Regions from separate parts of the Homo sapiens genome. Here region 2 is linked to region 1. Evidence: read pairs that join two places in POLR2A ChIA-PET (ENCODE). Cell type or tissue: PC-9. All regions are shown on one strand.

Region 1 (5,000 bases):
GCGGAGGTTACAGTGAGCCGAGATCGCGCCACTGCACTCCAGCCTGGGCGACGGAGCCAGACTCCGTCTCAAAAAAAAAAAAAAAAAAGCTCCTAGGGGTCTCCCCCACAGTCCCTTCCCCTCTGTCCCCTGGGGAGAAAAAGGCTGTTCCTGGCAATTACAGATACCAAAGCCCTGCCCATTGGGCACCCAGAGTCCACCACACTCTCCGTTGCCAAGGAAACCACACGCCCGGGTAGACTCTCCCCTTCAGCCGCCGTCCAGCAACTCCGTCCCTCTCTCAGTGTCCCGGATATTAGATATCCAGGTTGAGTGAGTTCCTCCTCAAAGGTTCAGCTTGTTCAACTCCCTTCTTCTTTGTTCTCCATCTTCAAAGTCTAACTTCCTTGTTCTTTGCGCCTCCTTGCCCTTAGTTACCCGCTCTGTAACTGCCCTTCCCGCCGAAACTATTCTTCCTGGCGAAACCGCTCATCCAGCCACTGTAACCCACATCCCTGTTCTATTTGAAATAGCCAATCGAGATCAGCTTAGATTGTGCGGTCCAACTCCAGCCAGTGGGACAAGACACAGGAACCTTTCCTCCTTTGTTCCGTGTGCTCTGGTGGCCAGAAGAGCGAGCAGCACAGCACCTTTCTTCTGCAGAACTAAATGTGCTAAGTTTACTTCTGCAGAAGGGTGCTGCTCGCTCTTCTGTTTGTTCCCTTCCGTCTAGCGTCAGCTGCTCCTCAGAAGAGCTTTTTGTTTCAGGGGTAAAGGGAGAAGGATTTAGAGCAAAAATCTTAGAAGACGCAGAGTTCAAACATAAAAATCGAACAGCCCACGTTAAATTTCTGCTAATCCCTGAAGCAGGAACTAACCCGTTAGGAAGAGACTTAAAGTTAGGTATAGGTTTACATGTTAGCCCAGAAGGATTCCTCACCTCATTAAACCTACTTACCACCATGAAGAAAAATACATTCATCCCGATCTCTGGTCAAGGGAAGGGAATTGGGGAAGACTCCAAGTCCCACCCCCCCACCATACATATAAAGTTAAAAACCCCGGGGGGAAATAGTAAGAAGGAAGCAATATCCCATCCCCTTAGAAGGCAGAATAGGCCTAAAACCTATCATTGAGAGTCTCATTAGGGACGGGCTCCTTGAACCCGGTGTGTCCCCTTATCCCAATACTGCCTGTAAGAAAGTCAGATGGGTCATACTGACTAGTGCAAGGCCTCTGGGCCATCAGCCAGATATTCCAGACTACTCACCCTGTTGTCCCTAATCCTTACACCCTCCTCAGCAAAATTCCATACGACCATCAGTGGTTTACAGTAATATATTTAAGATGCTTTTTGGGCATGCCCCTTGTCTGAGGACAGCCGAGACATTTTTGCTTGCGAATGGAAAGATCCCCATTCCGGACGGAAGCAACAGTATCGACGGACAGTTCTCCCCCAAGACTTCACAGACTCCTCTAACCTCTTCGGTCAGATTCTAGAACAAGTTCTAGAACAAATTTCTACCCCAAAACACATGCCTGCTCCAATACGTGGATGACCCGCTGGTATCTGGTGAAGCTACAGAACGGATAGCTGCCCTCTCCGTCCACCTCCTTAACCATTTGCAAGGAAAAGGGTTATGGGGTTTCAAAGGGAAAGCTTCAATCTGTAGAGCCAGAAGTTAAATACCTAGGACACTTGATACGAAGGACAGGAACTGAACACGTCGAAGGGATCGTGTCCTTCTTAACTTTGCCTAAAACTAAGCAGGAACTCGTAACATTCCTAGGATTGGTTGGATATTGCCGCTTACGGATTGACTCATATGCCCTAAAAACAAAATCTTTATACCTAAAGCTTGCCCAAGAAAAGCCTGACCCTCTTCTGTGGACCTCTGAAGAAATCCACCAGGTTGAAGAACTAAAACATATGCTCATAACTGCCCCGTCCTAGCCCTGCCTTCCCTAGAAAAGCCATCTCATCTTTTCATTAATGTAAAGAAGGGGGTAGCTTTAGGGGTACTTACTCAAGAACACGGGGGTCACTGGCAACCTGTGGTGTTCCTGTCGAAAGTTTTAGATCCAGTAACCTGTGGATGGCTTGAATGTATTCAATCCATTGCGGCTACGGCTTTGTTAACTGAAGAAAGCAGAAAGCTGACCTTTGGGGGAGATTTAGTTGTGAGCACGCCTCATCAAGTTAGAACTATCTTAAACCAGAAAGCAGGGAGATGGCTCACTGACTCAAAAATTTTAAAGTATGAAGCTATCCTATTAGAGAGATGATTTAACACTAACCACTGATAATTCACTTAACCCAGCAGGTCTCCTAACAGGGAATCCAAATCTAAAAGGACCTGAGCATGAGTGTTTAGATTCAGGCCCGATGTAAGGGAGACCCCTTTCAAACAGGGCAGCACTTATTTATAGATGGCTCTTCCCAGGTAACTGAAGGAAAAAGACATAATGGATATTCAGTAGTCTATGGGGAAGCCCTTGCAGAAGGAGGGTCAGGAAGGCTGCCCAGTCATTGGTCTGCCCAAACATGTGAATTGTTTGCAATGAATCAAGCCTTAAAGCACTTGCAAAACCAAGAAGGAACTATTTATTCTGATTCCAAGTACGCCTTCGGGCTAGCTCATACCTTTGGAAAAATTTGGACCGAACGAGGTCTCATTAATAGCAAAGGCCAAGACCTTGCCCACAAGGAATTAATCACCCAAGTGTTAGGTAACCTCCAGCTGCCAGAAGAAATAGCTACTGTCCATGTCCCAGGACACCAGAAAGGTCTTTCTTGTGAAAGTCGAGGTAATAACCTTGCAGATCAAATAGCCAAACAAGCTGCCATTTCCTCAAAACGCTCACTTTTCACCTAACCCCTTGTCTTCCTCCCCCGACCGCAGTTCCCATCTTCTCTTCCACTGAAAAAGGGAAATTAATAAAAATAGGGGCCAAAGAGAATTCTGAAGGGAAATGGGTGTTACCAGACCAAAGAGAAATGTTATCCAAACCCCTCAAGAGAGAAGTCTTATCTCAGCTGCATCAAGGAATTCACTGGGGACCCCAAGCCATGTGTGATGCAGTTCTCAGGGTTTAGGGATGTATAGGAATTTATACTCTGGAAAGACAAGTTACAGATAGTTGTCTAATATGCAAAAAGACTAATAAGCAGACCCTAAGAAAACCACTCCCTGGGGGAAAGGAGTCCAGGGTTAAGACCGTCCCAAAGTGTCCAAATTGATTACACCGAAATGCCCCCAGTCGGTTGCCTAAAGTACTTATTAGTGATAGTAGATCACCTTACGCACTGGAGGGAACCTATTCCCTTTTCAAGTGCAACTGCTAATAATGTAATTAAAGCATTGATTGAGAATATTATACCCAGGTTTAACAGATTAATACAAAATATTGATTCAGATAATGGGACTCATTTCACTGCACATGCCGTCAAGAAACTAGCCCAAGTACTAGACATAGCAGGGGAATACCACACTCCCTGGCACCCACCTTCATCAGGAAGAGTGGAGAGAATGAACCAAACTCTGAAGAGTCACTTAACCAAATTAGTCTTAGAGACTCGGTTGCCATGGACTAAATGCCTTCCCATTGCCTTGTGAAAAATCCGAACTGCCCCTTGGAAAGATGTTGGCTTATCCCCTTATGAAATGCTATATGGGTTGCCTTATCTACACTCCATTGCTGACATTGCTACGTTTGAAACAAAGATCAGTTTCTTAAAAACTATAAACTTGGTCTCTCCTCCACTTTTTCTTCCCTCAGGACTGAAGGCCTCTGAGCACAGACGCCAGCTCTAGAGTTTCCAGCACACCAGCATCAGCCTGGGGATCACGTTCTCATCAAAAGCTGGAAGGAGGGAAAACTTGAACCAGCTTGGGAAGGGCCTTATCTGGTACTCTTAACTACTGAAACAGCGATTCGAACGGCTGAAAAGGGATGGGCACACTACACGCCAGGTGAAAGGAGTAATGTCCACAGACAGGGAAAAATGGGCTGTCACCCCGGGACCCACCCCTACCAAACTAACCCTAAAAAGGGCTTAATAATCACTTGTCTATTTTTCCTTTTCTTTCCAACATAAGGTCATCTTGTCATCAATGTGACTCAGGCTAACCATCCCTTGACCCTTCAGTTCGACACTTGTTCTTACCCCGTGCAGATACGAACAAGCTCAAAGGCAGCTATCCGATGTAGTTAAGTATCCATGTCCATATCGCAGACAGTCAAACAAGTATAAGTATGGAGCCTTAAAGGGCCCCTGTGGTGACTGGGCAAATGTTTGGTGGACCAGTCAATATGGGAGGCGGACAGCCAACCCCCCTCCTTTAAATAAGTTGCGGAAACTCAAACAAAAACTCTAACTTATCCATCGCTCCACTCCACCAAATTGTAAGCCACTGCGGTGTAACCCCTTATTGCTAATTATAGATAATCCCCAAACAATGGCCCAAGAACCCTCTGTATTCGGACGGTACGGGTTAGGAGCAGATGTTACAGGACGGGATCCCATAGGAACCCTCTCTAAGGTTGACTGGACCATCGGCGGTTAAAAACAATGAAGAAACCCAGACCCAGAGTCCAGGGAACGTATGGGACCCAACGCTCTCCCCAAACATATCAGGCCCAGTGTTCCCCTCCGGTCTCCACAACGACCCAGCCAAAGTAGCAGCTGTAGAAGTAAGAGACCTAAAGCAAACTCTAGCAATTGAAACAGGGTACTGAGATGCAAACGCCTGGATGGAATGGATTAAATATTCTGTCCGCACTTTAAACAAAAGTGATTGTTACACTTGTGCACACAGTAGACCAGAAGCCCAGACTGTCCCCTTTCCACTTGGATGGTCCTCCAGACGAGTGGGCATGGGCTGTACGGTAGCTCTTTTCCAGGACCCCACAGCCTGGGGTGATAAATCGTGCCGAGCTCTCTCTCTGCTGTTCCCTGAGGTTCAACACCCTGCGGGTCAGCCCCTGAGGGCTATCCAGCTTCTGTCTCCCAGTGCCAA
Region 2 (5,000 bases), 390 kb after region 1:
TTTTTTTTTTTTTTTTTTTTTTTTTTTTTTTTTTTTTTGAGACTGAGTTTTTCACTTGTTGCCCAGGCTGGAGCACAATGGTGCGATCTCAGCCCACTGCAACCTCCACCTCCTGGGTTCAAGTGATTCTCCTGCCTCAGCCTCCCGAAGAGCTGGGATTACAGGCGCCCGCCACCATGCCCAGCTAATTTTTGTATTTTTAGTAGAGACGGGGTTTCACCATGTTGGCCAGGCTGGTCTCAAACTCCTGACCTCAAGTGATCCGCCTGTCTTGGCCTCCCAAAGTGCTGGGATTACAGGCGTGAGCCACTGCACCTGGCTATTGATTTTTATATGTTAATTTTGCATTCAGCTGCTTGACAAAATTATCTTGTTTGTAATAGATTTTACATTAGTTCTCTTATGGTTTTTTTTTTTGTAAGATAAAATAACATCTGCTAACAATAATTTTGTTTCCTATTTTCTAATTTTATACATCATATTTCTTGTCTGATTGTATGGGCCAGGACCTCTAGAACAGTATTCTAGAATAATGGGGTTAGTGGGTGTGTTAGTCCATTTTTACACTGCTGATAAAAACATACCCGAGACTGGGAAGACAAAGAGGTTTAATTTGACTTACAGTTCCACATGGCTGGGGGAGGTCTCATAATCATGGCAGAGGACGAAAGACATTTCTTACATGGCAGCAGCAAGAGAGAATGAGGAAGACGCAAAAGCAGAAACCCCTGATAAACCCATCAGATCTCGTGAGACTTATTCATTATCACGAGAATAACCGGCCCCCCTGATTCAATTACCACCTCACTCCTGCCCCCCTGCCCTTCCTCCTACAACATGTGGGAATTCTGGGAGATACAATGCAAGTCGAAATTTGGGTGGGGGCACAGCCAGACCACATCAGTGGGCAACCTTATTTTGTCCCTTTCTTCATTAAGAGTGCTTCTGATGTTCTACAACCGGCCACCCCTGTGTCCTGTCCGTTTGGAGTCTGCCTTTGTTTATCCTGCTCATGGCATTTTTTTTCTGTGTGTCAACAGCGCAGTGATGGCCCCTATGCCCTGGTGCTCGTGCCAACGAGAGAGGTAAGCAGGCTCCCTTTTGGGACAAGTTTTAAGCACATGCTTTCACTAATGTCCCGTTGAATTTAAAAGTGGTTTTACCATGTTTCTCCCTACTGCACAAGCCACTGCACACCAGTTCCATTTGCCTGGAAACCATCCTTCTGGTTCTTGTCAAGGAGAAAAATTCAAGTAGTCTCTGAGAATCATAAGTATGGAAAAGTATTTTCCTATTGTCTAGAAACTAATGATACTATTAAATGTCTGTTTAATTGGGTTTTGAATTAAGTTGCTAAAAAAAAACCTACAGAAATGCAATTTTTTAGCAACTTTATTCAAAACCAAAAGCAGTTGGCTCTGAAAATGAACCTTTATTTTTTTTAAGAAGCTACTGCTACCAAAAATGTTACTTGTTCCTAAAAGTTAAACTTTTCAATATTTTTTTCTTTCTTGGTGGAAATCTCTTCTATCTGATCTATTTTATTTGCCTACAGAGGCAACTTCAGATTAGGGTATGTGGTTTCTATATCAAATGCTAATCACTTCCTTACAGAGAATTGATCACAGAGATGATTTGAAGTCAGCTTTTCATATAGCCTGCAGTCCCCTATCTCAGCTCAGTCCAATGAAGGAGCAGGCACAGAAGCTATTAAAATTTTTACAGCAGCAAACTTGCTACTTCTCGAGGATGCTTCATGAATACTAAATATGTGGAAACTGTATATACGTTCTTTAAGAACGGGATTCTGTATGAGGCATTTTTGAAGGTTGTTAATGGTTGTAGCCTACTTTAATTTTCACTTGCTTTGTTCTCAAATGGAGCTGTTGGTTTGCTTTTGTTTTATTGATATAAACTTGAGGAGCGACCATCTCCCAGGCTTCAGATATCCTGGCACAGTTGTAGAATACAGTCATCGCTCCTTGAGAGCGAAGTTCCCAGAGGCTACCCTGTTGCGTCACTATTGTGGTTTACTCTGCGTACATATTATATTCTTTCTCTTTCTAAGGAGAGTCAAATTCAGGTTACTTTGTTTCATTCTCTTACGTTTTTGTGCACCACAGACTTGAACTTCTCTGTGTGGCACTCTGGGAATTTGAGCCAGCAGAGGGAGCACAAAACACTATTTTTGTGTATGTCCAAGAAATAGAAGTGTTGTCTTTACCCTCTTTGCCCAAACTGACAGGTTGCAGAACCAGTCTAAGAACAAGGTATATTAGATTCTGTGTATAGGATTTTTTTTCTTCTTAAATCTTAACTTGAGGTCCAAGTTTGGATCCTAATCACATTAAATTGTCTTTAAAAAAAAAAAAAGGGGGATCCTGTTCATCATCTATAACTTTTAAAATTTTTACAGCTAGCTCTACAAAGCTTTGACACTGTCCAGAAACTGCTTAAGGTAAGGCAAACCATGAGTTCCATTTCATCTTGCTTGCTGACTTTGAGGAAGGATTTAATATACTACAGTCTATTCTTTATTTTCAAAGAGATAAGAATTATTTCCTTTTGCCTGGATATCTCTGCTCTCTCTAGGCAGTTTATAGGTTTTTACTGATCTAAACCTACCAATTTCTAGCTTAGCTGAATTATCAGTGACTCCTGGTGCATAAAGTCCTGCAATTTGTTCATCATAGTCACTAGCAAGCCACATACAGAAATTCACAGGTACAGCCTGATGGTGATCCAGTAGAAAGCAACTTAGCTGCAAGTAGGATTTGTTTAAGAAAGGAGAGTGAAGGCTTCAGAATCAAAGCCAGCCAGCTCACCAAATTGGATCATGAATTGATCCATCCTTTCTTTTATTAGGGGTGGAGAGTAGGGAAGGGTGTTGCTTGGGTTTTTATCTTAACCCCAAAAATGGCAGTAGACTTACTGACATGTGTTTTCAGTTCAGGCTCTGTGGGAAAAGAAAGGCAAGCTACTTGAATGATTTAAGAAGCTCACATTTCTCTCTCACTGTGGTAGAAGCTAGTTATATACCTATAATTCAAGTTACTGCTGATAGTGAACATGGGTGTAGCAATGCCTAGGAATTGTGTCTGCACAATAACACCTTATACAATGAGAAGCACCAGTTTTCTCCCATGCCTTGTTTAAGGAAAGGGAATTTGGAATCAATGTCTGATGTTAGTAAAGGGGGCTTTGCACTGACTGTGGTCTGCTGTCTTTCTGTAGCCTTTCACCTGGATTGTGCCTGGAGTGTTAATGGGAGGAGAGAAGAGAAAATCAGAAAAGGCCAGGTAGGAAGAGGTTTGTTGGTTGTTGTTTCCTTCTTGAATGTGTCCTGCCTTCCTATTCAGTAAGGCTGGGTCCTTCTAAACCTGCTGAGAGCTTTGTCTCAGGCTCTGCTTCCTAGTCCCGGTGCACAGGGACAGATTGAGTCAGTGGGGAGCGGTCACCTCTAGACGGTGCTGTTTTTTAAAATATTAAACCTACAAACAGGTTTCCTTCTGATGTTGCTAGTAACAGTGCTGTCAACTTCTTAACTCCCACCTACCCAATGCTCTATAGCATCCCTGGTTTAGTATACATCCACCTGCATGCCACTCATTTTTGTGGACATTAAGAGTTTGGGGTTTTGTTGTTTGCTTTTACAAAAACAAGATCATTCACTTATATAATGCTTTGTAACTTGCTTTTTACAACCGAATATGTTTGTTCCTTTATTAGGATTTGTAATGGGTGTCAGTTGAAAATCGTTGCAACAAGTAAATCTCAAATTGTCTTCATTCTTTTGAAAACATTTTTATTGTATTATAGCTTAATAATCAGTACTCAATAATGATGCATGTAGTCTATAACTGAGGAGTAAATATGAAACCTGAAACCTCAAAGCATTGGTTAGGATTAGACTCAGCTGTGAATAACAACAATAATAACAAATAACAGTGGCACAAACAATATACAAGTTTTATTTTTCTTTCACATTTAAGAAATCTGACAGAGCCAGTCCAAGGCTGGCCTGGTGCTCCAGTGTCGGGGACCAAGCTCTTTCTGTCTTTTTGTGCCACTATGGGAGGATTCCATTTTTAAGATTACCTCATAGTCTTAGATAGTTGCAGGCACTCCAACCATTGCATCTAATTTCTTGCCAGCGGGTACAGAGATGCTCATACCTGCTCCCTCTGAAGGTGCTTGTGTGATTGGCGTGTTCCCTTTACCTTTTATCCCATTGCTAAAACAAACATGACTATACTTAACTGCAAGGGAAGCTTGAAAATATATCCAGCTAGGCTGGGTGCAGTGGCTCATGCCTGTAATCCTAGCACTTAGGGAGGCCAAGGCAGGAGGATGACTTAAGACCAGGAGTTTGAGACCAGCCTAGGCAACATAGTGAGACCCCCGTCTCTACAAAGAAAAAAAAAATGTGCTAAAAATTGGAAGCTTTTATTACGGTGGACTGACAGGAAAATGGTTGTCTGGGGAATGAGAAATTAGATTTATTGTATATAACCCATGGGACAAAGCTGAGCCCCGTTGAATGGAAGTTACATAAAGGGCTTAGCATAAGAAAAAAGTGTCCTAGCAATTGGAGCACATTGGCATGGAATCACTTGCTCAGATACTAGATTCTCTGGCACAGAAACCTTCGAGAACAGGCTAGACTACAATCTCTTTGGAAGGTTCTAGAGAGGATTTATGAGTCAGATAAAGAGCATTGGATTATGTAGTTATGATCCCTTTCAAAGTTAAAGTTTTATGATTTTAATGTAATTTCAGATCTTAACAATTGCATTTCACAGTACAGGGAAAGACTCAAGTACAGCTTTCTACCCAGTTTTTATGTTTTGTCATGATTTCAGGCTATGGCACGTTTGCACTGTACATGAAATGAGTCTGTCTATTTTGCCTTTTTCCTGTGTTTTCTACTGGCGTGGCCCTGTTTGATTTACTTTCTTTTATGATATATAATTTTAAACAGACTCCGCAAAGGAATAAAT

What was found. ChIA-PET counts read pairs that join two places held together with the same protein. Peaks named below come from ENCODE experiments on the same cell type or tissue, not always from the same donor. Only the 100,000 strongest peaks of a DNase experiment are listed, where the experiment ranks them.
Region 2: POLR2A ChIA-PET joins it to region 1 with 22 read pairs; 5 of 35 experiments call an interaction of 5 or more read pairs at or near these places.

What each region holds. Positions count from the first base shown.
Region 1 is chr9:133,033,539-133,038,538 of GRCh38, reverse strand. The region is part of intron 1 of GTF3C5 (general transcription factor IIIC subunit 5); the gene reads right to left. Among named protein-coding and RNA genes, the nearest start is that of GTF3C5, 5.0 kb to the right of the region's middle. In PC-9, no CTCF peak of the experiment used is centred here; a DNase peak (open chromatin) is centred at 2,538.
Region 2 is chr9:132,648,533-132,653,532 of GRCh38, reverse strand. DDX31 (DEAD-box helicase 31) reads left to right here. Exons shown (of 20, transcript NM_022779.9): 7 at 1,041-1,085; 8 at 2,417-2,458; 9 at 3,235-3,299; 10 at 4,982-5,000. Among named protein-coding and RNA genes, the nearest start is that of DDX31, 19 kb to the left of the region's middle. In PC-9, a CTCF peak has its summit at 2,117 (motif pointing right); a DNase peak (open chromatin) is centred at 2,132.